Regions from separate parts of the Mus musculus genome. Here all the other regions are linked to region 3. Evidence: chromatin loops called from intact Hi-C (ENCODE). Cell type or tissue: left cerebral cortex. All regions are shown on one strand. Region 1 overlaps Slc9a6 (solute carrier family 9 (sodium/hydrogen exchanger), member 6). Region 2 holds the start of Rbmx (RNA binding motif protein, X chromosome). Region 3 holds the start of Htatsf1 (HIV TAT specific factor 1). Region 4 holds the start of Mmgt1 (membrane magnesium transporter 1). Region 5 has its middle 10 kb from the start of Snord61. Region 6 holds the start of Slc9a6 (solute carrier family 9 (sodium/hydrogen exchanger), member 6). Region 7 has its middle 16 kb from the start of Snord61.

What was found. A loop is a pair of places that touch in the nucleus more often than their neighbours do. Peaks named below come from ENCODE experiments on the same cell type or tissue, not always from the same donor. Only the 100,000 strongest peaks of a DNase experiment are listed, where the experiment ranks them.
Region 1: it touches region 3 in a loop (2.6-fold over the local background); 3 of 42 quality-filtered maps call a loop at or near these places.
Region 2: it touches region 3 in a loop (9-fold over the local background); 11 of 42 quality-filtered maps call a loop at or near these places.
Region 4: it touches region 3 in a loop (6-fold over the local background); 8 of 42 quality-filtered maps call a loop at or near these places.
Region 5: a loop joins it to region 3, with 3 times the contacts of the local background. A loop is called at or near these places in 12 of 42 quality-filtered maps.
Region 6: it touches region 3 in a loop (2.9-fold over the local background); 3 of 42 quality-filtered maps call a loop at or near these places.
Region 7: it touches region 3 in a loop (3-fold over the local background); 6 of 42 quality-filtered maps call a loop at or near these places.

The regions. Positions count from the first base shown.
Region 1 is chrX:56,648,671-56,652,670 of GRCm38, forward strand. It overlaps Slc9a6 (solute carrier family 9 (sodium/hydrogen exchanger), member 6), which reads left to right. Exons shown (of 16, transcript NM_172780.4): 13 at 2,958-2,988. Among named protein-coding and RNA genes, the nearest start is that of Gm39515, 32 kb to the right of the region's middle. In left cerebral cortex, a CTCF peak has its summit at 1,535 (motif pointing right); DNase peaks (open chromatin) are centred at 1,563 and 2,392.
Region 2 is chrX:57,390,922-57,394,921 of GRCm38, forward strand. Rbmx (RNA binding motif protein, X chromosome) reads right to left here and starts at 2,115. Exons shown (of 9, transcript NM_011252.4): 1 at 1,931-2,115; 2 at 646-777; 3 at 351-457. The coding sequence starts at 754. Snord61 (small nucleolar RNA, C/D box 61) reads right to left here and starts at 588; the gene lies at 527-588. In left cerebral cortex, no CTCF peak of the experiment used is centred here; DNase peaks (open chromatin) are centred at 2,148 and 2,786; H3K4me3 peaks cover 2,366 bases; H3K27ac peaks cover 890 bases.
Region 3 is chrX:57,051,262-57,055,261 of GRCm38, forward strand. Htatsf1 (HIV TAT specific factor 1) reads left to right here and starts at 2,309. Exons shown (of 10, transcript NM_028242.2): 1 at 2,309-2,504; 2 at 2,693-2,937. The coding sequence starts at 2,749. In left cerebral cortex, no CTCF peak of the experiment used is centred here; DNase peaks (open chromatin) are centred at 1,986 and 2,373; H3K4me3 peaks cover 1,791 bases; H3K27ac peaks cover 853 bases.
Region 4 is chrX:56,595,839-56,599,838 of GRCm38, forward strand. It overlaps Mmgt1 (membrane magnesium transporter 1), which reads right to left and starts at 2,106. Exons shown (of 4, transcript NM_146234.4): 1 at 1,947-2,106. The coding sequence starts at 2,025. Gm36239 (a long non-coding RNA gene) reads left to right here and starts at 2,354. Exons shown (of 3, transcript XR_386934.2): 1 at 2,354-2,464; 2 at 3,220-3,316; 3 at 3,425-3,818. In left cerebral cortex, no CTCF peak of the experiment used is centred here; DNase peaks (open chromatin) are centred at 1,664 and 2,233; H3K4me3 peaks cover 1,413 bases; H3K27ac peaks cover 334 bases.
Region 5 is chrX:57,379,333-57,383,332 of GRCm38, forward strand. No RefSeq gene overlaps it. Among named protein-coding and RNA genes, the nearest start is that of Snord61, 10 kb to the right of the region's middle. In left cerebral cortex, no CTCF peak of the experiment used is centred here; a DNase peak (open chromatin) is centred at 1,705.
Region 6 is chrX:56,607,945-56,611,944 of GRCm38, forward strand. Slc9a6 (solute carrier family 9 (sodium/hydrogen exchanger), member 6) reads left to right here and starts at 1,891. Exons shown (of 16, transcript NM_172780.4): 1 at 1,891-2,243. The coding sequence starts at 1,916. In left cerebral cortex, a CTCF peak has its summit at 1,769; DNase peaks (open chromatin) are centred at 1,787, 2,096, 2,402, 2,958 and 1 more place; H3K4me3 peaks cover 1,766 bases; H3K27ac peaks cover 417 bases.
Region 7 is chrX:57,373,070-57,377,069 of GRCm38, forward strand. No RefSeq gene overlaps it. Among named protein-coding and RNA genes, the nearest start is that of Snord61, 16 kb to the right of the region's middle. In left cerebral cortex, no CTCF peak of the experiment used is centred here; no DNase peak of the experiment used is centred here.

The DNA of each region.
Region 1 (4,000 bases), 400 kb before region 3:
GATGGTCATAACTAGGAGAAAGGACTGCCATTACTATGTAGTAGGCAGAGGCCAGTATCCTATTAAACATCCTACAGGGCACTGAATAGGCTACTATCTAGACCTGCAATTAAAGAATTATCTGGTCCAAAATGCTGGTAGTGCTAAAATGAAATAACCTTATTCAAAAGGACGGTGGCAGTAAAAGATAGAGAAGTTCTTTGTTACAGTTAGTGGGTAAAGTGATAATACACTAGTTAATAAATGAGCATGACAGTTTTAGATGATACTACATGTGACAGAAATGAAGATGCTGGAACAGTGCCTGGGAATGGGGTATATATAATATGAAGAAGCCAGGCAAGGTCTCTCAGAGAGGTTATATTTGAACTCAGTCTGCCTGAGTGGCAAGACCCTGCCAGTTCAACAATGACCAGGAAGAGCAGTCCAAACAGAGGGAAAAATCAGTAGCAAAGACCTGAAGGCAGGAGCAGATTCGGCCTGTTTGACACAGAGAAAAGCTTGCATGATGAGAGTGATCAAATTGGTAAGTAGAAAAACATGTAGACCAGACCCAAAGGGATCAGGATTCTGAAAACTACCCATGAAGGACCAGTAGCAAAACCTTTTGACTTCCCTAGATCTTTGTTACAGCTCCCCAGATCTGGGTGATATGGGGCCACATAGTATGGTCGTGTACCAACAAGACCTTATTTACCACTGGGTGTGTGTGAGAGTTATGGTATCACTTCTGATGTAGGGTTTTGTAGGATATAGCAAAGACTTTGGGTTGGAAAATTCAGTGGGGATTTTGAAGATAATAAAGCAAGAGAAAGACATGGTCTAATTTCTAGTGTAAAAAGATCATGTCCCCCGTCTTAGAAGCATCAGATCCCCAGTGAGTTAATCAGCTTGCATCCTTTCACATGTGTGACAGTCACACTTGGCTCCCTATCATTTAGCTAGCACACATGCTTTGCATTTCTTTGTTGCTGAGCCTTTGCTTGGCCTGGGATTCTCTTTCATTCTCAAGAACTGACACTACTACCCTTCCCCCTCCCCGATTCTTTTTTCTTGGAGTTGCTGTGTAGCATTGGGTCTGTCCATCACAGCAATTAGCCCATTCATCCTTGTAATCCAATATTGCTAGAAGAGCTACCTACCACTTAGCGCTAGTGATGCATCAAGCACTTTAAACGTTTTCAGTACATTGTTCTCATTTAATCCTTGCAGGAACACTTTGTGCTGATACTAGATGCATTGTTCTTAGGACCACATAGAATGACTGAACTGACATAGCTAGCTGGAAATTATCCTGGAGAAGTCCCGACACTATCCTGCCTTAACGGCAAACTCTTTTGTGTCTGCTGTAGTTGGGTCTGTTTCTCCACTAGTCTGTGAGCCCCTTGAGAACAGGGACCATGTTTAATTCATGTCTATGCCCTGTGCCTAGCACAGTGCCTGGCAAATAATAAGTGTTCTGTAAATGTTTATTAATACTGGTTTTGGATAAAGTGCGATTTTAATGTTCTAAGTGTTCTATCATCTTGACCACTAGGTGTCACTTGAGATGCATAAATGTGGTTAGAGTCCAATGTGACTGGAAAGCTATTAAACAGTTTCTGGACATTTTTAACAAGTGAGCCTTTGTTTGAGCTTTGAATCTGGTCTCGGCCACCTGTTTTCAGATACTTGACCATGACTCCCTCACCTTCCAGATGTGGTGTTGTAGCATCTTCCTCTTTTGAGTGTTGTCTTTGCAGATGTTGCAGATGTTGCTTCTTGTACTTGTGTGTTGCCTGTGCTGTCTGTAGTTGGTAACCGAATCAATACACATTTGAGCACCTACTGTGTGTCAGGTACTATGCTAGACTCTGGGGATACAGAGATGAATTGACACATGGCCTTTACCCTCAAGAAGCTCACAGTCTTTTTGGGGAGACGGACAGGTAAATAATTATACTGTACTGTGATGTATTTTGTAATAAAGAACTGAGAAAGGGCTGCAGAAGCATAAAGGGAGGTGATTCTGTGTAGACATGGCATAGAGCAGTTACTTTGGCACTTGACAAGGGAGTAGAAAGGTGAGAGGACACACATTGCCACCTAAGGGAATGAGTGGCATGAGCCAGAACAGTATTGACTCTTGAAGTTGCCAAAGGTATGGGGAAAGGAGTGTGTTATAGAATGACTGTCAGTGGGGGGGTGGGGCAAGGTAGGCTGGAGTAAGGGGTGGCTACTAGTGTGTCGAGAAGTTTGAGTCCTCCAAAGGACTTTCGACTTAAAAGGTTTAAGGATTGTGAGCTGTTCTCAGAAGCTTCTGTGAAACAGTGACCTGAAGAGTTCCATGCCTGGCAGCTGGAAAGGCTTACTCAACAGAACCCATGAGTCAGAACGGAGGCTGGAACAGCAGGGACAGATGACGAGGAGAGACCTGACAGGCAGGGGAGGGGAAAGAACAGAGCTGGCAGGTCTTAAACTAGAGAAGAGACTCAGAGCTACCTAATGAACTTGTTCCCTGGAATGTCCAAAGAAGGAATTTGATGTAGGTACACGTGTTCTGAGGAACCAAGACTAAATGCCCATCCAGTCAGGGGACCCTGCAGTCCCCCTGGAACCGAACCCTCTTCTGTCATCCTAACAATGTCACCATGAGAGCAGTATGCCAGCTTTGTTTGCGAAACTTTCTAATCATTCTTACTGAGCAACTGGGGCAGTGTTCCTCTCCCCCACTGCTTTCAGGAGAAGTGCTATTGTACTGGAACTGGTAAGTGAGGTTCTAGGACTAGAATACCTGCCCTGCTTGCCTTAGACCCAAAGCTCTTGCTAAAGAAAGCGGCAGGCGCCAGAGAAGAGAGAGAACAGTGACCATTCTGGAGCTTCTGTGTTGAGAAAAGTATTTGCCCGACACTGTATATATGTGGGGAGACCTTCCATTGGATCAAAAATCTCATTTGCTCTTTGTGTTTTTCCTTTAGGGTTGGTGTTGATTCAGACCAAGAACATTTGGTAAATATGCACTTGTGTTGTCCCTGGCATTTCTGTCCAATGTTCAGTCTTTTGGAAAGAAAACTGTCTCTCTTAGACTTCATGCCTCTTTTTTGATACTCTTTTGTTTGCCTCGGCTTTTAGCTGACATCATTTCTGGCGTTTCTCACTGTTCCATAGAAACAGAGTCATAGTTTAGGCTGTAAGTGGCTATCAAGGGTGACAGCTTGCCTATCTGTGGCCATCCTGGGTTTCTGCCACTGAGGAGAATAGGCTCTTAAGTGCTCCTGGGTGTTCAAGTGAGTGCTCTGGCACGGGGAGCCTTTTTCCACTCTGGTTGCGCAGGAAGGCTGGGCTCTGATGTCAGTCCGCTCCAGCTGCTCTTCCTGTGTAACTTTCAAGTTGGATGACCAGCAGCTGCCCTTGAGAACCGCCTTGAAGCTTCGCTTCTGAGTCTCCAGCTGGTCTCCCCTGCATGTTTTGGGGTTTACACTCTCTTACCCTAGGCCTTTTCAACACAGCTCCTCACTTCCTTCCTTTTGTGTTTCTCAGCTGTGAGCTGCAGACTTGTGGACTGGGCACAGCAAAGCTGTCTGTCCTCATGAGACTGACCACCCTTTTCTGGTATTTTCCACCCTCTTTTTAATGGTTTCTGAGCACCACAGAATAAGTGATTCCCTATTACATATTAGATGAGAAATCACATACGAGGTTTTTGAAAATGGAAAATACCTTTTGAAACATAATTCCTATTGTTTCCTGAAACATGGCATGGCATATTTTTTCTACAGTGTGTGCTTTAAATGAAAACATTTACTCAATTCACTTCCTAAATGCTAATTTTGAGTGATGACTGTGTGCATGTGTCTGTCTGTATATATGTGATATAGTAAGTAGTTGCCTGTTTTGTGGTTAGAATCTTAAAGTAGAATTCCTTGGGCAAACCAGATTATGTACACCCTCATCCTTGTAAGCTTCTGGGATAGGTCCAAGGGCTCCTAGTGTTTCAGTGCCTCTGCCTCTGTCATAAAAC
Region 2 (4,000 bases), 340 kb after region 3:
ATAAATAACCCTTAGCATTAGCCACAAAATTTGGTTGTGGAATCACAATAAAATTCAGTCTAGAGACTGGGCATGGGTCTATTTCTGACACACCGAGGAAGATCTGTGAGTTTGAGGTCAGCCTGATCTTAGTCAAGACTACAAAAGACATTGAGTCAAGACTGACTCAAAAAAAAAAAAAAACCAATAAAATAAAATTCAGGATAGTAGTGTCTGTGAACAGAAGTCTCTTAATATGCATGCATACACAAAATAAAAATTTCAGAGCTCTGCTGGACTGAAACTTAGATAACACTTTTTAGTTATTTTTGTCACTAAGAAACACCTTTTTATTAAGCAGACAATCATACCTTTCCATTCATGTCTCTGGCAGCATCCTTTGCATCTGCTGGGCTTTCAAAAGTGACAAAAGCGAATCCTCTTGACTTATTCGTTTCTCGGTCCTTCATCAAAAGAACTGAAACAGTTGGGGGGGTGGGGTTTAGTTTCATTCAAACAAAGATAATCAGCGCACATCTGCGAGAAGCAAGCTCAGAACTTCTTAGAGGACAATGCATTTATCATGTCGGAAGATCAGTGGATTCAAATTCATCACAGCTTGTCTTTTAATTTTATTAATATATCATACGATTTTAGATAACTCACCTTCCACTATTCGTCCATATTTGCCAAACACTGCCTCAAGGGCTTTCTCATTCGTCTCTGTATTAAGCCCACCAATAAAGAGCTTTCCTGGGCGATCTGCTTCAACCATTTTTCCTCTTAACCGATGGGGGTCTGCTGAAAAATGGTATTATTATCTCTCTGTAGAAAGTCCCCAAAGTTTATTGAACAGCTTAATTATGGCTCATGTTTTGTTAAAATCTTTATTCTTTAGTAACTAAAGATACCAATAAACCTCAAGTGTGGTAGAAAATCAATTGAAATACTTTGGCTAACAGTGCAGCGCAATTTTCATTAACAGGGTTAAAAGGGCCTGCCTAATTTACCATCTTCATCTGCCCTGCTTTTAGTCAATGAAGAGCTACTCAACACTTAAAAAGGCTACTTTTAAATGTATTTTACTTTTAATATAAGATTGCAACCTTAGAGTGCAGGAATTAACAGAAGGGGGCCACCACACCTGGCTATGGTCTTGATCTCTTATCTTTAAAACATTCCGTTACCTATCAACCTACTTGCTATCCGCCCCACCGCCCCCAACCCGAAGCCAAAGGTATAAAAGACTTCCTATTCATTCAAGGTCACCAGCCAGACACACCAAGTAAGGAGCAAGCCCTTTCCACATTTAGATTCCCTAGTTAAGTTTAGGGACAAATCTCTACCTTAGGACAAAGTCGCTGCATCTAGCCCAACGAAAGATTGTTAGTTATCCGATCGAAAAGAAAAAGTGCCAGAGTCCGAAGATAACGGAACTCAGAATCACACACTCTTAACACTCTTTTCCAGTCCTGACACCTAATTAAGACTCATTAAAAACCGCGTGTTAAAGACAAAATGGCGACACTTGGAACGAACCCAGAACCACCAACAGCCTCCGGACGAACTAACTTTTGCATTGACAGTTGCAGCGAAAACTCAGAAAGCTTCCTCTCCTTGCCGCCAAGGACCAGAGGAAGCCTCAGAAGTCCACCAGCCTATCATTAGCACGGACGCTATTCTGGTGTTACTCCCGCGGTCCCAGCACGTCCCGCCCCACCTACAAAGCTGCGCCCTCCGCCCTCCCGCGACAGGGGACAGCCAAACCTCCGGGAGACGCACTCAGATAACTGACCCCATAATGTGCTGCTTCCACCCCTTCTGCTTTAAATAGGTTGACACCTTTGGGTGTCTTAAAATGGCGCCCGCCGCCACTATCTCCCGGGAAACAAATGACATCCAGCTCTAACAAGTCTGTATGGAAAACAGGCCAAGGAAAGGAAAGTCCTACCCGAGGGGACTGCGACGGTCTCAAGCTCCTCTGAGCTCGCCGACCGGACCTCCCGAGCAGCGCCGCACCAGTGACAGCTACCGATTTTCAGAACGGAACAGAAATGACGCTAGGACGACTGCGCAACGAGGGCGAACAAAGGAGACTGCAATCTTTATACTACCCGGGAACGAGGCTGAAGAACCCGGATGGAAATTAAGCTTAGAATTTGAAGCACGAAGGGAGGGGAGGGAGTGGTTCCCAGATTCTTCATTGGCTGTTCCCTTTGTCATTCACTAGTCACTCCGCCTCTTTCCTGTGTCTCTTAAAGTTCTGGCCGGTGCCGGATTTTAACCGTTTGCCCTGCCCCCATCCATTCTCCTCCAAGGCGCCTTTTAGCTTCGCTAAATATGCTAAAACACTGGACGGGATTTATTGACTAGAGAAGTAAATTTATTGAGCAACCTATTAGGTCAAACAAGGCGCAAAACTTTTACTTTTGCATGAAAATCCTAATTCCAAAAGCAATGTGAAAAAACGGTAGAATGCCAACGTTATAGAAATAAGAAACAAAGAAGTTTCGTTGATACTCAATAACTGGCTAAATTTTCTTGAGCAATAAGTAATACATTGGAAGAATCTGTTAAGTAAGTGTTAAGTGAAAACAGAACTTGATGACATTACAAAAATATCATTCATATAGAACGATTACTGAGTACCTACTTGATTTCTGTGCAAGTGAGACCAGAGTCAGGTGCCTCGGGGTTAAGACTGTCAAACAAAAATCCCTGACGATAGTTGGGAGTGCTTACCCACACATTTCATCCCAGTATTTGGGACGCTGAAGTAGGGCAGTTACGCGTTTCAGCACAGACTGGCTTTGTTAGAGTCTGTCTCAAACACCAAACCAAACAAAAAAAAAAAAATGCTACCAAGCATGCTTGAACTTTAAGTGAGCATTCTTAATTTGTTTTGTGTTTTGAGACAGTACCAGTCAGGCTGAGAGTGGTCTTGGAATTCACAGCTCTGATCCTGCCTCAGATTTCCAAGTGCTGGAATTACAGGCATGAGCTACCAGACCAGGTTCTGCATTCTAAATTTTTATCTGCTTGTGAAAGAAAAATAACAATTTAACCTAGAGGGGATTTTCTTTTCATTTCTTTTCTTTCCTTTTTCCTTTTTTCTTTTTCTGTTCCTGTCTGGCTGTCCTACAACTTGCTCTGCAGACCAGGCTGGAGATCCCTGTCTTTGCCTCCCAAGAAAAACGATTTTAGATACCAGCCTTTTATACTATGGATCATATTTCCTCATATGGGGTGATAGAATTGAATGTGGGCATAGTAGTAAAAGTGGCAATAATAAAAGGTTTCTGATACATAACAAAAATTCAATTCAAAATCAAATATATATGAGATATGTGGAAAGATTTATTAGAATGACTTACAGACTGTGGACCAGGTAATGCGACAATGACTGACTATGAACCCAGAAGTTCCTCAGTCCACGAGGCTGGATGTAGAGGCTGGTCTTCAGTAGATGCTAGAATCCCTAAAAAGTAGGCTCTAATGCCAGTGAAGGAATGCACTTGCTAGCAAGGTGAGAGCAAGCAGGCAAAAAGCAAAGGCTTTCTTATTCCAAGCCCTTATCTAGGACTTGGAAAGTATAGCACAGATTAAAAGTGGTTTTAGTACTCAGGATCTGGATTAAAGGTGTGTTTTCCTGCCTCAAGACCCAGATAGTCTTCCCACATCAAAAGATCTGAATTACAGGTGTGTCTTACCAGAAAGGTCAGGATAAGAAGTGGATCTTGCACTGAGTGTGGTGGCACACACCTTTAATCCTAGCATTTCAGAGGCAAGGCAGGCAGATCTAAGTTTGAGGCCAGCCTGGTTTACAGAGTGTGTTCCAAGACAACCTGGGCTACACAGAGAAACCCTGTCTCAAAACACACACTCTCTCTCTCTCTCACACACACACACACACCAAACACAACAAGTAGACCTTCCTACTTCAAATTAGGCAAAAATTCCTCATATACCTATGCCCTCCATTTTGGGGATTTTTAGTTGATTCCAGATGTTGTTAAATTGC
Region 3 (4,000 bases):
TCGTAAAAATAAGTATATTTGGAAACAACTACTGCTTTAATAATATCACTAAGGTTGAAATCAGATTCAGAGGTCTGTGAGGAGCCAAAATATTCTAGAACCCACCTGGAACCACTGTATTTACAAACAAAGGTGACTGGAATCGGAGTAATTTCTGACAAGCTTTTCCCTATGGTCAAGTCTGGGTCATAGTACTGATGTTTACACATATAGTATTTATTGCTACTTTTTTTCTTTTTTTTTTAGTGTCTTTTTTATTATCAGGTATTTTCCTCATTTACATTTCCAATGATATCCCAAAAGTCCCCCATACCCTCCCCCCCACTCCCCTACCCACCCACTCCCACTTTTTACTTTTAATGATTAAAAATTTTACTTGAATAGTTAACATTATTGCAATGAGCCTTGTTGATGAATGTAATCCATCAAAAAAAAAGCTGTTTAGAATTGTCTACTTTTTGAGTGTAAAAAGATGCACTATGTTCATAGCAGCCTTATTTATAATAGCCAGAAGCTGGAAAGAACCCAGATGCCCCTCAACAGAGGAATGGATACAGAAAATGTGGTACATTTACACAATGGAGTACTACTCAGCTATTAAAAAGAATGAATTTATGAAATCCCTAGGCAAATGGATGGACCTGGAGGGCATCATCCTGAGTGAGGTAACCCAATCACAAAGGAACTCACACAATATGTACTCACTGATAAGTGGATATTAGCCCAGAAACTTAGGATACCCAAGATATAAGATACAATTTGCTAAACGCATGAAATTCAAGAAGAACAAAGACCAAAGTGTGGACACTTTGCCCCTTCTTAGAATTGGGAACAAAACACCCATGGAAGGAGTTACAGAGACAAAGTTTGGAGCTGTGATGAAAGGACGGACCATCTAGAGACTGCCATATCCGGGGATCCATCCCATAATCAGCTTCCAAACGCTGACACCATTGCATACACTAGCAAGATTTTGCTGAAAGGACCCTGATATAGCTGTCTCTTGTGAGACTTTGCCAGGGCCTAGCAAACACATAAGTGGATGCTCACAGTCAGCTATTGGATGGATCACAGGGCCCCCAATGGAGGAGCTAGAGAAAATACCCAAGGAGCTAAAGGGATCTGCAACCCTATAGGTGGAACAACAATATGAACTAACCAGTACCCTGGAGCTCTTGTCTCTAGCTGCATATGTATCAAAAGATGGCCTAGTCAGTCATCACTGGAAAGAGAGGCCATTTGGACTTACAAACTTTATATGCCCCAGTACAGGGGAATGCCAGGGCCAAAAAGTGGGAGTGGGTGGGTAGGGGAGTGGGGAGGGGTATGGGGGACTTTTGGGATAGCATTGGAAATGTAAATGAGGAAAATACCTAATAAAAATATTTAAAAAATGCTTAAAACAAAATAATTGCTGCTCTCCCGCATCTGGTGCTCCTGTCATATTGTTCGCCAACTATAACTGAACCGCCCTTGATTTGTGCATGTCTTAGCTGCTGCCTCAGAATCTCCCTCAAAGCCTGGCACTTAATAGGAGTTCAGTAAATACTTGTCTGTCCTAAAAATATGGACCCCTTCCCTTTTCTAGGTGCATGAAACATCTAAGGAAAAAGCTCAGCTTTTCTTGGAAGACTGTTGGCTGTCTTACTAAGACACAAGGAAATGAGGCCATAGGGTTATGTTTACACTCAAGCTTCAAATTCCAGTCTGGAACACCTCGGACACGTTGCAGTAAGCTGCAGGCAAAAGCTCCTCTCACCTACAGCAGCCAGAGGGTGGTACCAGATGCCTAAAAGGGGGGTGAGATTAGGAAGTGATGGGGCCTTCTGCCCACTGCTTGTTAACTCATGCTTCACTAGACCTCCAAACAGCATGTTATGTGTTTGGGTTACTAAGATGAACAAAACCCGCGTGTACACTAAGGACAAGCATTCGAAAAATAAGACAATCCTCGGCTCCAGTGCAGGGGCGGGGATTTGCGCGAAGGAGGCGCCAAGGTTTCGCGAAGCGGGAGAAACTTGTCCCACGGTCCCACCCACCTCCCCAAGATGGCGCCTGCCGCAAAGCCCATTCCGCGCCAGCTCTACTGGAAGAGTCCTTTTTCAGGCTATCGCTTCGGCCAAACTCGTCCGGAGCGCAGAGGAGCCCGAGGTTAACGAGGTGCCATGCATTTCGGCAGGCTGCGTCCCTAAAGGCCAGTTCCCAATAAGTACAGACACGCGGCGGCAGCCGGGCTCCGAGGCCCCGCCCCCTGGCCGCGCAAGCGTCGCGGACCTTTGACGTCCCGTGGGCGGGTCGGCGCGACCCGCTACGTTGCCACCCGCGCGGACAATGGCGACTGCATCAGCCTGAGGGGGACTTCGCTCTCAACTCGTTGCCTGACGTGGCGGGGAGGAAGCTGTGGCGCCTCCGGAACCGGCCGCAGCGGTGACAGCGCGCCTGCGCGCTTCCGCCTCGCCCTGGCCCCAGCAGCGGCGGCGGCGAGGCCCTGCGGAGCCCGCCAGGTGGGTGGCAGCGACAGCGCTGACCATTTGTTGGCGCAGGCGTGCACGAGGGGGGCGGGCGGGAGGGCGGAGTCTGGGCGGTGCCTCGCAGACTTCCCAGGGTCTGCTGGGGCGCTGCGGGAGGCGGCCCGGGAGTTGCAGTGCACAGTCCAAGCTCTGCAGACCTCTCTTTCTCTGCTCTTGTCCAGCGCCCTCTCGGCCTCTTCACTTCTCTGACCGCGGTGTCCGGGACTACGTGAGAACCATGAGTGGCAACAACTTGAGCGGGAACGATGAGTTTGATGAGCAATTGCGAATGCAAGAATTGTATGGAGGAGACCCCAAGGAAGGTGACACCCAGAATGAGCCCTCTGGAGAAGCCCATTCTTTGGGACAACCACCAGATGACACTCCTTACGAGTGGGACCTTGATAAGAAGGCTTGGTTCCCTAAGGTAAGAAAGAGTATCGGAGTCCCACTGCGGAGCGGGGCCATAGGGTTCACTGGCAGCCCTTGCGGGACATTCCTCTTCTGTTTGCTCCACTGAAGTACTAGGTCTCTGAACCGGTGGTTGGTGGCTAGTCTATTGGTTCAGTCTATTGCATTCCCGATGTATAAAGGAAAGTAAATCTTAGGGTGGTGCCTTAAGTGATTTTTTTGTGCCTTATTAATTTGTGTATGTATGTGAAGGTCACAATTCGTTTTTATCTTGATATTTTTACTGCACAGAGGAAGAACACCAAGGAAATCACATTAGTAAGACTTTTATCCTGTATAGCCAAACTTAATTTACGCTTCCTGTACATGTTTGTGTAGAATGCAGCTTGTTGATTTACAGGGTGGAAGAGGTGTCATTCACCTCTACTGAAGAAACTTTTCTTGATTCTTGTTTTATCTATTAAATTTTGTTCCAGGGCATCTGAGTTCGGACCCTATAACCACAGGAATATGACTAGGAATGCACAGGAAATGAATGAAAGAGATCTATACATTTGTACTTGGGAATTGCTAAGTGTTTAATTTCAACATGGAAATAGCACAAGTGGTGTTGAACCTGGTCTTGTAAACTGTATGGTAACTGTACTCTGTTAGTCTTAGCCTCATAGGAACTTTGGCATCAAAGGGAACTAACAGCGCGACAAGCGACCGGAGAGGCAATCACACAAAACTTTTTCCATTGTGCAGGGGGATTGATTGTTGGTTGAAAAATTTCAGCTATTTATTTGTGCATATTTTAAGCATCCCAAACTGTAAAAATTTACAATTGAACTTCTGGACTGGCAATGCCCACTTGACTGTACATGTGATTTCTTTAAAGAGCGCTTTTAGTAGTCTGACAAACAATTATTTGGTATCTGGGTACCCAAAAGTGGATTCGGTGATGAAATTACTAGTTGACTTTGGGTTTTACCATCTCGTTTATTCAATACTTTTTTTGTTTTATGTATTGGCCACTTTAGTCATATACACTGTAGAGAAGTAGTAATTTATAAACATGTAGGAACGGGTGATAGCAT
Region 4 (4,000 bases), 460 kb before region 3:
TGGTATGGAAATGTTCCTCTTCAGTGCAGTGATGTAACTCGAGTTCCAGGACTTCAATTTCTGTCCTTGCTACTGCTTAATTCTGCTGCTGCCTTCACTTCTGCAGGCTGCAAGGGACTGAAGGCTGCGATCAGGATCTAGAAACTGGTAACCCCAAGTCATACATAGCACCAGCTTTTCTGTTTACTACAATTTACTGTACCTCATTCAAGACATCCTCAGCAACTCCAGCACTTACTTCAATTGCAGAATGTTACAATGGGAAAGTGAACAGAGTTGCACTGCCTCAGTTTCCTCTGTGGCAAATGGGAACGTGAAAGGTGAACAGGGTTTATTTCGTGTATGAACAGTGAGAGCTCTGCTATATCAAAGGTCACTATGGCAGAGATGAGCATGCTCCAGCACCATAGGATGCTATCTGCTGCCACAATTTCCCATGACACAACTAGTGTCAAAGGTAAATGGCAGTCTTTTGCCAGCACGAGCAGTGCAGAGGTCTTGCTTCAGTCCACAAGGCATTCTTAGCACTTGAAAAATATAAAAATCCAAAATCTTAATTCTACATCAAGCAGGACAATATTATTCTAGATGAAGTAGGACAATCCACTTCTAGATTAAATAGGACAATCCCTAATTCATAATGTACTCTAGACTTAAAATGACTTGTGTGAATGTATTGAGTCTGCTTAAAAAAATATGCAGGCAGAGTATATTTGAACTTACAGAGCCTGTAAGGACAGGGATAAAAGCAAAATCAATCCAATATCATATGCTGTTTGGATTAACCTTTTAATGACACACTTCTAGCTAACTTTCTTGTTTGAATGAAGTCTACTCTGGAAATTTAAGACTATCTTCAGCTAGGCATTTCTTCACTGGGAAAATGAGGCTGTTGGAGTTCAAGCAAGGGCCTTACTTGCTTTGTGACTATAGTAGAGCCAAAGCTTACTTCGAAAATAACCAGTACTCCAGTGTATCCTATTCTCCTCCAGGACAGTGCTTCACAAACTATAAATCACCCAGGGATTTATTAAAACGAATATTCTGATTCAACAGTTCTGAGGTGGAGCCTGAGTAGACACTAACAAGGTCCCAGGTGATGTCCACGATGCTGCTCTACTGACCACACTATGAGCAGCAAAGCTCTAAGGCACTTTCCCCAGGGTCCCACCAAATTACTACTCCCCATGAACATACATACACACATACATACACATACACACACACACACACACACACACACCTTTGGAACATTCACATTATCTTACTGCAATTATTTGTTGGCCCACTAGTTTTTCCACTAGTCTAAGAATTCCCTTAAAGGAATCAAGGAACCTCTAGCACCTAAAAGCAGAAGCAACTTCAATTATTGATCTGAGAAAACAAACAAAAACAAAAAACAAAAAAATACAAAAATAAAAACCCACCATACAGCACCGTTATCATTTGCCCAAGGTCACACAGATTTAACAGTTAAGCAAAATGTTAACAACCAACCTTTTAAACCAGTCCACTGCTCTTTCCCCGTGTCACAGTGCCTCCCTGAGGCAAGCGGTCACTTAACTTCTCCGTCTTTGCCTGGACAGCAGAGTGGCCGGGATGCTGTCTAGCTAGCTGTCACGATGCCACATGCATGCAAAGTTCTCAATTCCACACTTTGTCTTAGCTACCTAGGCTGCATATGGCATGTCGTGTCTGGAGTTCTGGGACAGAGTCCCGGTCTGAATTCTTTCTCAAACCTCAGCAACCTCTTCTGGCCGTCCTGCAATCTAGGTGTTCCTCAGCCATCTGATCTCAAGCCCTCCGCTGAGGACCCTGCACGGCTTTACTTAGTCACCCCGACCTAAAACGGCTCTCCTGCACTGGGTTCAACAGTCCCTTAGGGGAGCGCCCCCACAGCCCCTGGTGTCCCCCACGCGAGCGGTCCCAGTCCCTCAGTTACTTACGCTGCGCAGCTGAAAAGGCAGCGTGGGCTAGGGCAAAAAGCCCGACACCTACAAGCCCCTTCCACAGCGACGGCGCCATGATTCAGAAGGAGCGGCAGCCCAACAAAAGGAGACGAAGGGCGGCAGAGGTACTCCTCCTTTCACCGGCGGGCGTCCACGCGGCGCAGGAACATGACGTCACCAGAGCCCTGGGCGCGAAGTGCCGGCGGTGGCCAGACCCAGAGAGCCGCCGAGAGAACGCGGAAAAAGGAATGCCGGGAAGAAGGGGACAGCGACACGGAAAAAGGGCCTGAGGCCTCCTCTGCGACTGCGCAGTGCAGCTTCCCGGAGAGAGGCAGGGCTGAGTTGGGGGCGTGAAAGAACAGGCCGAGCGAGACCAATGGGGAGACGAGGTAGAGCGTCCGCAAATACGCGCCGGATTTGGAGAAGGGGCGGGACTTACGGAAAGGCCTGGGAGGAGAAGAAGGTGGGGCTGGTGGCGTTGCTAAATGGCTGTGGGCGTAGAACTCGAAAGCCTGGTACTTGGTATTTGATAATTGGTTAATTGATTTGGTTTTCCTCCCAACAGAGTCCTTTCCTTTCACTAAGTCTTTCTTATGCCTCTGGCCTCAGAAACGGTTACCGAGGCAGGTTGCAAGGGCATCAACGTGAGGAAGTAAATAAAGTGTAGAGAGTAACTTGGGGGGTATGGAGCCCTGAACTCTCGCATGTTGGGGACGCTCAGAGCATTGGTTCAACATCTTACCTTTCTGCTTTACGTTTCTATGAGCAAGATCCACACAAAAGAGAGTGTAGCACAGCGGGACTGTTTTGTCATGAAGAAAGCTAGAATGTATGAAGGGAGAATAAAGGGATGTTGGAAACAGTCTGATGAGCACACAACTGTAACCTTTCTCCATTTTTATCTTCATCTCCTAAAATGTAGGCATTCAGAAGGAGAGTTTTTCCTGGATCTCTTTTCGCTCTACTCTCAGCAAGCTCATTAGTTCATTTCCACTTCAGACCAGCTTAGTTTTTCCAGTGATTCCAAATCAACAACTTTACCTCAAATACCATAACTCCTTAGCTCCAGATCAGCATTCCTAGCTACTCACTGCTGAGTATTCATTTGCGTGTGAGTAAACCCTGTGGGCACGACATTTTTATGGCCAAAGGTAACTCACACCCTCAACTCTATATAAGTTACTTCAGTGCCCCTGGCTGAGTGGCACAGCTTTGTTGATGTCATATCACAAAATAAGTGTGAAGCCTGATTACCATTCTTTCCCATCAGTCTCCAAAGAACTGTGTCATCTGAATCAGTTGACTCACCAGTACCTGGTCAGTACTGCTGGTCCTTACCATGCCTTTGAAAGTTGAAGCATTCTCAGGTATGATCTCCTTATTCTATTCTGACTTTATATCATCTTCTAAACGATGTTATTTCTTTATTATGTTTGTTGGGTTGCTATTGTTTGCTGCCTCTCTTCCCACTCTAGGATGGGAGCTGCAAGAAGACAGCTTTCTCCCTCTCTAGAACATTGTCAAACAGCAGGCATTGCATACAAACATGTTGGATGAAGGGTGAACAACTGTTGGTGAAGAACAAAGAGTGTTTTTATCACTGAAAAGATCTTTACAGAGATTCAGTCTAGTTCTTAAAAGCCTGTGGTCTTTTGGTATGCTTAAGTTTCTTCAAATCTGAAAAACTGGATCCCATCACATTAAGTCATAGTCATCACTGTTCTCTGGACCCTCTACACACAGTGCTTGATCCATAGCAATTGCAGTAGCATATATTCCTTACAAAAGGACAAGTAACAATGAACTTCAGAATCAGAACAAGCCAACTCAACACTATTTAGTTGACAGGACGGTGCTTAAGAGGAGGAGTTAGGGGGAGGACTGAAGGGGTTTGCAACCCCATAGGAAGAACAACAGTATCAACCAACCAGACACCCCAGAACTCCCAGGGACTAAACCACCAACCAAAAAGTACACATGGAGAGACCCATTGCTCCAGCTGCATATGTAGCAGAGGATTGCCTTGTCAGGCATCAATGGGAGGAGAGGCC
Region 5 (4,000 bases), 330 kb after region 3:
TCCTAACTTAGTTGTGGTGAATATAGTCTACAGCTATGTAGAAGTATCTCTCCAAGAGTTGATAGGAAGTCCTTAGAGTAAATAGCCAGGTATGGTATAGTTTGGCTTCTATAGTAGCTGCCCAAGCTTACCTTCACACAAGCAATAAGGAGGGTTCCCTTTTCCCCACATCCTTGCCAGTATTCATTGTTACTCCTTCCTTAATGAGTACCATTCTGGGGGTTGGTTAGATGGCTCAGCGGGTAAGAGCACCGACTGCTCTTCCAAAGGTCCTGAGTTCAAATCCCAGCAACCACATGGTGGCTCACAACCACCCGTAACAAGATTTGATGCCCTCTTGTGGAGTGTCTGAAGACAGCTACAGTGTACTTACATATAATAAATAAATCTTTAAAAAAAGAGTGTCATTCTGAATAAGTAAATAGAATCTCAGCAGTTTTGATTTGCATTTTCTTATGGTGTTGAACATCTATCTTTTACAATTTATTGGCCAAGGGAAGATAGAGATGACTCAGCAGTTAAGAGCACTGACTGTTCTTCAAGAAGATCCACCATATGGCAGCTCTTGGCCATCTATAAGATGATCTGACACCCTCTTCTAGACTACTCAGGCACCAGTCAAGCCAGTGGTACACAGATGCACATAAAAGACTCCTATGAATAAAATACAAACTTTTAAAAAGTCAAGCCAGGGCTGGGATATATCTCTACAGTTGCTAGAGTGCTTGCCTAAAGCCCCAAGTTCAAGTCCCATCAGCACATAAAACTGAGCATGGTGGTACACAGCTGAAATCCTTGTACTTGAAAGGATAAGTTCAAGGCTAGCCTCATGAGATCTTGCCTCAAAAAAGGTAAGCAAGGTATGGTGACTAATGCCAATAATCTTAGCATGTGGGAGGCAAAAGCAGGAAGGTCACCAAGAGCTTAAGGTCAGGTTGGTCTACAATAGAACATTCTAGGCCAGCCTGGGCTACCTAGTGAAACTGTCTCAAAACTAAAGATATAACTCAGTTGTAGAATGTACAAGGTCATAGGTGAATCCCACAATAAAACAACACATAAGTAGACTATAAAAGGCTCCACCCACAAAGTAATGATGTCTCAACTACAACACTAAATAAAATGCTACCATTATCTAAAAATCAAGAAACTATGAAATGTATCCAGCCTGATCCTCTAGTCTCTACATCACAAATATTATGATTACAGGTGTGGATCACCATGCCTGCCTAAAGTGCATGCTATTCCACAACTAAGTAAGGTATTGTAGTGTTAAGGAATGGGGCGAGAACATAGTTCAGTTGGTAGAGCGCTAGCACAGCAATGCAAAAAGCCCTCACTTCCATCCCCAGCACCACATAAACTAGTTACAGTGGTGGTACATGCTTGCAATACCAGCACTGGGGAAGTATGGGTAGGGGGTCAAGGTCAATCTAGGCTGTTTAGTTCAGGCTGGTCTCAATTGTATAGAAATCTAGTTGGGATTAAGATTTTAAAATGTATATAATCACCATGCCTGGCTATGACTTATTTTAATTACAAAGAAGAAAACATTAGAATTAGTTTAGGTGACCACCAGTACCCTTTACAGTCATTTTTAACTGCCTGACTCTCAATTCATTCTGTCTCAATGAAAACGAATTCTGAGCCTTTGCCAGCTGGCCCAGTTGGAGGTCCTGTCAGCAAAGTATTAGTAAGCCGCCACCGCAGGACTTGGGTTTGGTTCCTGCTTCCACAGCACAGACGTCTGTAGCCTGAGGAGCCTGTCTGGGTTTTATGCTCCTTCAGGGCACATATGTTCTGGACTCTGTAACAGAGTCCCCAGAAACACCCATAGGCTGTTTTTTTACAGTTGAGTACATCTGGCAAGACACTTCCCTATGTAGTTCCTCCAGCAGTAGAGAGCAGATTTCTAGTAGGTTCTGCTACTGTGGTACCAGTATCCCTTAAACATTTAACAAGTCCTAACCGTGCCTCTCCATATTTGATTAAGTAGGTGGTGAGGCTCTTCATTGATCTTCTAGAATAGCCCTACAGTAGGTCTTGAAGAATAGAAAGGTGTGTGTGGGGGGGTCTCCCTTGGGCACTCTAATCTCAACCCTACCAGAAGCAACTAGAGTAATTTAAGGTTTGTTATTTTATCCGGCGATCCTATACTCTTTATTCTCCTTTACTTCTATTACTCTACCCATTCAGAAACCCATACCAAATTTTCCTTGTACAGAATAGTGTTTTCTCCTCCTCGAATCCAGCCTGAGGTAAACGCACAATATGGGGTCTGTTAGGCAATGTCTTCAGACATCCCAGTGCTCTTTAGAAAGGGAAATGAGCTGCCACAAATGTCTGGCAGGCAGGCTCATAATCAAGCTACCTTTTGTGATTCGTAAAGTACCAACTGAAATCCCAAGTGCACTACAGTAGCAGTAGGGATGACCTTCAAACAGAGAATGCACGAAGTCTTGACTTTTACTTGCACTTACAAAGAAAATTGCAAGCTCGGGTGTATTAAGTTTCAGCACAAGTTGCTCTGAGAATCAGAGCTTCCCGATAGCTCTACAAAAGCTTACTTCTAATAATCTCCTGACAGATACTGCTGAGTATCGGCTGGGATGAACTCAGAATGTGACAACTGGACCTTAGCAAGCCTCTGATGCGACAGAACATTGATACCTGGACTTCTTCCAGCTTAAGCCCAAGCACCTTGCCCTACAGTCTGTAGAAATAAGCATCCCTCTGCTTAAAAGCAAAATCACAGATGGGACAGTTTGCAAGATTCTGTCCTCCTCTACAGTCACCAAAACCATATTCAACCAGCAGCTGAAGAGCCAGGGCCAAAATGTCAGAAAGCTCTGAGCAGGCCTGGACACACAACCTAAGGGCATATGAATCAAGCTGGGAAGAATGCGTAGGCCAAACATGGGTGGGGTTTCAGCATGGAGTAAAAGCTATGCTAGAATCAGAAGCAATGAACTAATAGCAATAGAGGGCTGGGGATATAACTTGGTAGAGTGCTTGCCTAGCATAAACATAAGCCCTGAGTTCTATTCCTAGCCCTTCAAAAACTTGGTGTGCTGGCATGGTGTAGTGTAAACCTATCTAACATACCAGAGGGGAAAGCAGTTCGAGGTCAGTCTATGTTCTGTGAGGACCTTGTCTCAAAAATATCAATATGAAGGCTGGGCATGGTGGCACACACCTTTAATCCCAGCACTCAGCAGGTAGAGGCAGATAAATCTGTGACTGTAAGGCCAGCCTGGTTTGTATGAGTTCCAGGACAGCCAGACTATGTAGAGAGACCCTTGTCAAACAAACAAAACCCTTAATTAATAAGATCTTATACATAAGGATATACATGGTATTAAAATAGTTGCTAATGGTGGATCGTGAATGGAGGAAAGTAAAAGTTAACTATGACTAACCTAGGAGAAAAAAAAAAACAGCTTGTAAGAACTTTCAGTCCCTAACAAAAGGGGAAACTAATTGGGTCCCAAAGCCCAGCCCTGAAGATAACACAAAAAGAAATTGATAGAAAATAATATCATTTAATACTTATGTAGCTTTTACTTTATGAGACAGTTTCATGAAGTCAATCTCTTCCACCTCTGGGATACATATTATTAACTTTCTTTACAGGTGAGAGATCAATTACAGATTAATTTCTCCAAAGTTCCCTCAAGTAATAATGCTGAAACTGGAATTTAAACTCACTAGAGAACCATTCCCTACTTCAACCTAGAGAGAAAGCAGAATTAGCAAGAGACAGCAGTTCTGAAGGCCTGCTGGATCGTGGAGTATGCATGCTACATGGGCAGTCCCAGAGGTCACACTGAAAAACCCAATCTTATACTGAGTCACCCATCAAGGTAAGGGTCTGCTGGCTGTCCCTATACCTAAATCAACAGTGCCCCAGAATTGACGTTTGGGGAGGAAAATTAGGTGGGGAAAAAAACCCTGAAAAGCCTAAAATGAATTTCTACTTACAAAAAGGGCTTAAAAAAGA
Region 6 (4,000 bases), 440 kb before region 3:
GAAGTGGAAACTGTGTGTTTGAGAGAGAATATTCTGAGGGGAGCCTAGGGTCATGGGTTTGACTGTCTGGTGAAGTTATTGCAGTGTAGATTCCTCCTGGAACCCTAACTACTATCAAGAGGCTGTTGGTGCAAAAGATTAAGTTGTTAGAGCCATGGGAACTGGTGGGAGCCTGGGGTTGGAAGAGATTTGTTCATTGTGGTCAAGAAAACACACCTGTGACTTTGTCCTTAAGATCCAGACCCTTGTCAGAAGGTAATTTTTGTGCAGAAGCAAAATAGCCTTGGAGTGAGTGGCTATGCCCAAAGGAGGTAAGCCTGTTCTGAGGTGGGAGTGGGGGAGGGGCATCCAGCTGGGTCTGAAGAGAGCACACTGGGAAACTCAGGCATGTTCCTTTCCTGAGTTGCTTGCCTGTATACGGTAAGGTGCCCAGCCCTGTGTGGACAGGGAAGGACAGTTAGACAGGAAACAAGGGAAAGGAGGCAGGTGGCCATGGTCTGCTTGGGACGACACAGAGCCCCAGCTACTAATAGGAAAGAATGGGCCGTTATTGTTGGAAAAAATATTCCTGGCCAGTCACACAGGACAACCATTCCAGAGTTGTTTTGATTTCCCTGAAGTTCGCTATCCTCACAGAGCTTAAGCAGTTTGTTAAGGAAGAGGCATCCAGTTCGCTATCCTCACAGACCAGGGTGGCTTGTAGTTGTTGTTGGGTGATGTGGCCCTGAGATGAAAAGGTTTCAAAATGGTATGCTATATACAAAATGGCAGGGTTGGGATAGATAGTAAATAGTACTGCTGATGTCATGAAGGCTTTGAGGAAGGATATATATTCAGAGAGGAAAGAATAAGCTAATTTAGAGGATAGACTCACTACCCAACAGATAGAGGCCTTAAGGAACAGTGGCAGGCCAGGGCTTGAAATGTGTAGCTTATTCGTGTAGAAGTGAAAGTCTAGATAAAACGAAGCCTAACTCACCTAAGGAGTGAGCCCGCAAGTATGGAGACTCTGAAAAAGTCCCCAAGCACAGCTCAACTATGGAGGTGAGCTGTGAAAATCTTGCCTCATGAGTTCTAGAGGGATCTGCAGAAATTCCTCTTTGGGGAAAGGGAAATGAAAGGTAAGGAGTCAAATGGGTAAGAAGCGGTGAAATTTGCCTTAAAGTAACAGTAAAAAAGACAACAGGGGAGGCAAAAGCCCTGTACCAGCAAAGATTTCTTCTCCAAGGTAGCACAGCTCTGAGGTAAATCTGAGCACAAACTTGATTGCCTACTCTTTGCAAGGCTGATGAACCTATGTGTTCATTCCTGATGATGGATGACATATATTAAACATTGACATCCAAAGAAAACCCGATTATACAGCTACATCTATGATCCATGCCTTTGTGTGAATTCTTTTTTGAACTCTTACAGTGTTACTGTTTCCCCAATAAGGGCAGAATAAGGGGATCCCGATTTAAATTACAGAGCTGGAGTTTAAGGCCACTCCCATGGGGACAACTTCTTATGCCTTTAAGAGACACTGGGGGACGATATCCAGATGGGTTATGAAGATCGATTTCTGTCCCCTTCCCAGCTGTCAGAATTGAACCCAAGTGGAGAGCGTGCAACCTGCTTCTGATGACACTGGCCCCGTGTTTCTTCAGAGGAAAACAGTGGATTAGATTCGATAAGTTTTCACTTTGGGACTGAGCTCTAGGCGTGCCTGTAGGTGGGTAGACAAGCCAAAGAATGGGGACAGGCAGGCGGGAGCTGTGGCTGTCACTTTAAGAGTGGAGGCCCTGCTGGGCGGTGCCTGCACCGCCGGCTGGGCTCTAGCCCCGCCCCTTTCCCGTGAGCCCACGGGGAGTGGTCGGGCCACGGGCGGCTGCGGGTGAGGAGAGGGGCGGGGGGCAGGGGGTGGGGGGAAGACATGGCTGGGGCTCGGCGCGGCTGGCGGCTGGCGCCCGTTCGCCGTGGCGTCTGCGGGCCCCGGGCGCGTCCGCTCATGCGGCCCCTTTGGTTGCTCTTCGCAGTGAGCTTCTTTGGCTGGACCGGGGCTCTGGACGGCTCCGGGGGAACGACCAGAGCCATGGACGAGGAGATCGTGTCCGAGAAGCAGGCGGAGGAGAGCCATCGGCAGGACAGCGCCAACCTGCTCATCTTCATCCTGCTGCTCACCCTCACCATTCTGACGATCTGGCTCTTCAAGCACCGCCGGGCCCGCTTCCTGCACGAAACCGGCCTTGCTATGATTTATGGCAAGTGACTTGGACCCCTGTCCCCTAGCTGGCACGGTCCCTTTCTCTGCTTGCCGGTTCCTTCACCTCCTGTCCTGGTCCTGCTCGGCCTACATTCTGCTCCCCTTCTCATTTCGTTTTCCACCTCGCCTTAAATCGTCCTCCGTTTCTCTGGCTCACCCCCTTTTATTTCTGCTACGCCCCCCATTTTTCCTATCTCGTTCTCAGCCTCGCCTCCCCATTTTGTCTGGCTCTCCTTGCTGTTTTCGCCTCCGACCCCACCCCCTTTTTCTCAGCTCCCTGCTGCCCCTTCTCTGCCTTCCAAGTTGGGGAGCAGGACGGGTGGGTGTAGAGGATGTGGGAAAGAGAGTCGGGTGCGGTGGATGGGATGGGGCTGGGGGCGGGGAAGACATCTTTGCAATCTCTGTCTCTGGGGTGTCAGTTTGTTTAAGGTTCGTTGAAGCTGCAGTAGTAGCTGTACTGCCAGCATCTGGCATTCATTTGGAACCAGAGTCGACCTTTACTTATTGCCCAGCTTTTGCTATGCCGCCTTTCTAGGTGCAAATGATAACCTTACTCCCGTGGGACCCACACAAACTAAAAACCTGAAGTAGGCTACAGAAGGCTTAGGGCATTTTAAATATTGTCCTCATTTATTATACTACACCTGATGGGGAGCCTTAGGGTTGACCCTTTGGATTCAGGCTTATGAAAGTGAGGACTAGTAAGAGTTATGGTTCTTCCAGCCGCATGTTACGTACCATATGATGAGAATTGGCCAGCCAAGTGGTAATTACGAACCTTCATGCATATGCATACGGGTGACTTGCTGTTGGCATGAGGTTATTGATCAATTGCTGTGTAAATGATTTTGGTTCTTCATTCACTGTGTTTTCTTTTGAGGTTATTTATCTGTGTGTGTGTGTGTGTGTGTGTGTGTGTGTGTGTTGGGGGAGGGACAGATGATACATAGGGGGTGGGGGGCGGAGAAAAAGAGAAAGAGACAGAGAGACAGAGGAGAGGAGGCAAAACAAAAACAAAAACAAAAAAACCAACCCATGGGCTTAGAAGCCTTTTGAACCATTTCTCTAGTCTTGTGAGGGGAAAAGATCTTGCTGACAGTCTCATATCTGCCTAGGAGGGTATGGCTGAAGAGATGAGGGTAGACAGACAATCCTGTCTGTGCAGTGCATGTGTGACGATTATCTTCATTTGGTACAGCCTTGAATTACTGAGCCAGTTGAGGTTTGTTTCTGAGACTTGAAGATGGGCATGCGAAGGCTTGGAACTAAAAGGCGTTTTTTTCATGCAGCCCCCACCCACCCACTTCAAGGAAACCCAGACTTCTAGAATGTGTGTGCATATCAAGGGTGGCAATAAAAGGTAGTTGTGTGGCTTAAGAAAGTGCATGGACTCAGGCTCCCATTCCATTTGTAAGGTAATAAATTCTAAGCATGAGGACTGTCCCTGTTTGCTAAAATGTCAAAAATGCCATTCAATTTGTAGTGCCCCTTAAGGCTAATCGGTCATACAAGCTATACATTTCATCTCCTTTCTCTGTGTGACACTGTATGTGACTTGTTTACTATCTTCAGCGAACATATACTGGGTAGTTTATTATTATATATTATATACAGGAACTATAGACATGCATATAATGGTATTTGAACTGTGGTTAAGTGCAAAATGAGCCTTATATTGTTAAAATAAGGGCTTGATCACAGATAAGCTCTTTCCTATTGAGAGAAATGGTATGCCATGGTAGTTGATGGTACGAG
Region 7 (4,000 bases), 320 kb after region 3:
CTGTTCAGTAGGTACCCTGTTGTGCAATGGCACACCAGAACTTATTCCTACTGTTTAACTACAAAAGCATACCTATTACCCAACATCTCCCACTTGCCCTCCCCAGTGTCTTGTGACTGCACATATGCAAATACGCAAGAAGTCAATTTTTAAACATAGCACGTGTAGACAGGACATTCCTTCATTATTGCAATGCCCACTGTGCTCTTACAGTGGGCTAAATATATTTGCTTTAAAATTTTCCATGCCTGAATGAGATCATTTGGTATTTTTATTTCTGACATGTCATTTAACATAAATGTCTATCAGCCTTATCCATGATGTTGAATCAGACAGAATTTTACCCAGTTTATGGATAGTGACTCTCCTTTCTTCCTCTTGCCCCCGCCCCCACCCCCACCACACACACTCTCTGTCAATGGACACTAAGGTTGATTCCTTACAATGGCTATTGTAAATTGTTTCATAATGGAGTAGGAATAGATGTGAAAAAGGCAGGCAGGGTTGCCCAGTGGGTAGAAAACCTTGTCACCAAGCTGGGTGACCTGAGTTTACTCCCTGGGACCCAAGTAATGGAAGGAGAGAAACAGTTCCCTCAAGCTATCCTCTGACTTCTACATTGTGGAGGAGCAGGAAGGGTTACGTGCTGAGCTATCTATCCAGCACATCTGTTCATTTTCTGAGAAAGGGCCCACTCTACGCTCCTTAGTCTAGTATTAACTATGTAGGCCAGGCTGGCCTTGAGTGTGTGGCAATTCCTCTGCCTCTCTGCTTTCTAAATTCTGGGATTAAAGAGCCACCATTTATTTCAGCTCAGGCTAAGTCTTTTATAATATGTTGTACTGGCAAGAATTAGCTCAGCCCAGCAAACTCATTGCCTCAGGGGAGTGGAGCAAGCCTGAGTCAACTGTTGCTGACATCGGCAGTGGATGACTTCAAACCCATGCACATATAGCCAGCACTACGTGGATTTGGTGGATTATTTTTAAAAAGACAAAGTTGGAAGGGAACAGATTGGGGGCTAAAGAGGGGAGTTAGAGGAAGAAAACAACGAGGAGTCTTTTTCATTATATATATACTAGAAATTCTCAAAAAAAGAAGAAACTTAAAACCAAAGAATTCACAGTCCCAGACAGACTACTTAATGCTTTCTATTGACACACCCTAGTGGCCTAAGGACTTCTTACTGAGCTCTAGCCCTTAAGGTTCCATAGTATAAAACTCTCTGGAGACTAAGCTCTGGCAAACTTGTATGGTACAAATGACAACCAAAGCACAGCACAAATTGAAAGTGATTTACAGAAATAAACAGATAACTGGTGGCACTGATTGACAGAATTGATAGTGTCAAAATAGTCTTTATACCCAACGTGGTCAACAAATTAAAAACAACCATTATCAAAATACCAATTACATTCTTTACAGAAATAGAAAAAGTATCCTAAAATTGATAAGGGACTACAAAAGACACTAAATAGTCAAAGGGGGGGGGGGATAACAGAATTGTATTAAGATATTTGACTCGATTTAAAAATTGGGTTACTTTCAGGTGCCCACCCATGGTTTGTAGCTCAGGCTAGCCTCCATCTCATAGGAATCCTTCTGGTGACCCTGCAAAGTCAGTGAAAACACTCAGCGAAAAGAACAAGGCTGGAAGCATTGCCCTGCCTGGCTTTACAATACAGCCCAGAGCTGGAGTCATGGCTTGGTAGTAAGGAGCACATTTGCAAATTCAATTCCCCACATCCCCAGCTCCAACAGATCCAATGCCTTCTGGCCTTCAAGGGCACCCACATGCACCTGTATACATAGGAACACACACACACACACACACACACACACACACACACAAATGGATCTTTCTTTTTTTTTTAAGAGAACCCATTATTAAGATATAATAACCAAAATAACATGCTGCTTTGGACATAATAATGCACAAAGACACCAAGGAACAGGGTAGAAAACCCAAAAATAAATCCATAGTTATAGCCAACTGATTTTAAACAACGGAGTCAATATTGAAAAGACTGATTTGCTCATTTTATATTGACTCTGGTGTTATGAGCAAATGACAGTCTTTTCAAGAAGTGGTGCTAGGAAAATTAGATATTCACAGCAGAAAATTGAAAACAGATTCCTACCTTTTATCAGTTATAAAAATCAGCTCAGGCTGACTGATGGTGGTGGATGCTTTTAATTCCAGCACTCAGGAGACAGAAGTAGGCAGATCTCTGTGAGTTTGGGCCAGCCTGGTCTGCAGAGTTAGTTCCAGGATAGCCATGGCTACAAAGAGAAACCCTGTCTCTAATCACCACCACCACCAAAAAAAAAAAAAAAAAAAAAAGAACATTAAAAAAAAACAATAAAAATGAAATAAAAGCAGGGCAGTGGTGGCACATGCCTTTAGTCCCAGCACTTGGGAGGCAGAGGCAGGTGGATTTCTGAGTTCAAGGACAGCCTGGACTACAGAGTGAGTTCCAGGACAGCCAGAACTACACAGAGAGACCCTGTCTCATAAAACAAAAAATAAAATAAAAATAAGTGCAAAACAGATCAAACACTTAAATATAAGACCATATAAGCTAAGGGAGGGCTCATCATGGCACCGGAAAGGGCAAGTTTCTGATAAGGCAGCAAAAACACTGTAAATAAACAATATACAAGTAGGACCACATCCCAACAAAAATGCTGTTATACAGCCATGGCAGAGGAAGCCATCAACAGAGCAAAAGTCTGTATATCTCACAAGAGGGTATAAGCCAGAAGTTTGTGTGTGTGTGTGTGTGTGTGTGTGTGTAGATCACAGGACAATTTCCATGAGTTGGTTCTTTTCTTCCAACATGGATTCAGAGGACCAGCCAGACCATCACTTTCTAAGCCATTGCTTTTACCTAATGAGCCATCTTGCCAATCCTCATTTTTTCCTACTTTTTAATATCCAAAATTGACAAAAGTCTCAAACAAGTCAAAGCTAAAAAGGTAAAAAAATAAAGAAAAAGAAATCTCAAACTAACCAACAAAAAAATTAGTCCAGACATTGCAGGCTCACCAGGTTTCCCATGAGATGGAAGCTAGCCTGTACAAGAGGTGAGATGGACACCTGAAAGAAGTAACCCAATTTTTAAATCAAGCCAAATATCTTAATGAAATTCTCTTATTTCCCCCTGCCATACCTTCTTTGTTTCTGTTATATTCTTGAGACAGGTCCTACTATGTAGGCCAGGATGACCTTTCCCCCAATCTCCTGACTCTCTGTGAGTAACTAGAATTCAGAGGTATATGACACCACACTTAGCTCTAAACAAACATTTCTTAAAAGACACACAGAGCCAGTGAAGTGGCACATACCTATATTCCTAGCACTAGGAGGCCAAGGCAGGAGGATTGCCATGAGTTCCAAGCCAGCCTTAATTATTATTTGAGACCCTGTTTTGAAACGGAAAATAAAACAGAAAGGAAGGAAGGAAAGAAGGAAGAAAGGATGACCCACAGATCAACAGGGGAATGTTCCACGTCACTATCAGGGAGATAGAAATCAAACTCCGTTGAAATGTCACCTTGACTCAGTAGGAATGGCTGTTGTGTGAGTGAGGCTATGAGGAAATGGGAAAGCCTTGCACACAGGTGATAGGGAAGGCATTAGTAAAGTTGTACAGCCATATGGTGGCTCCTCAAAAACTAAAACACAGGAAGGAGCACATGGAACCCCAGCAAGCTGCTCTCTGGGATAGCAGAGGAAAACAAAATGAGTGTGGTCTTAGACTGTATCCCCATAAGTACTAGTGACAATCATCACACTTTCACATTCAACAGATGTTTGTAAAAATTGCTTTATTGAGGTGTCATTTTGAAAGCACAAAATTCAGTTATAATTGTAACAGATTTTTTTTTTGGCAAGTTTACAAAGCTGCATGACCATCTTCAAAATCTAATATGAGTTTTGGAATAGATGAAATTTGGTTATAAGGAATTTCCTCTGATGAAATTCTACCCACAGCTA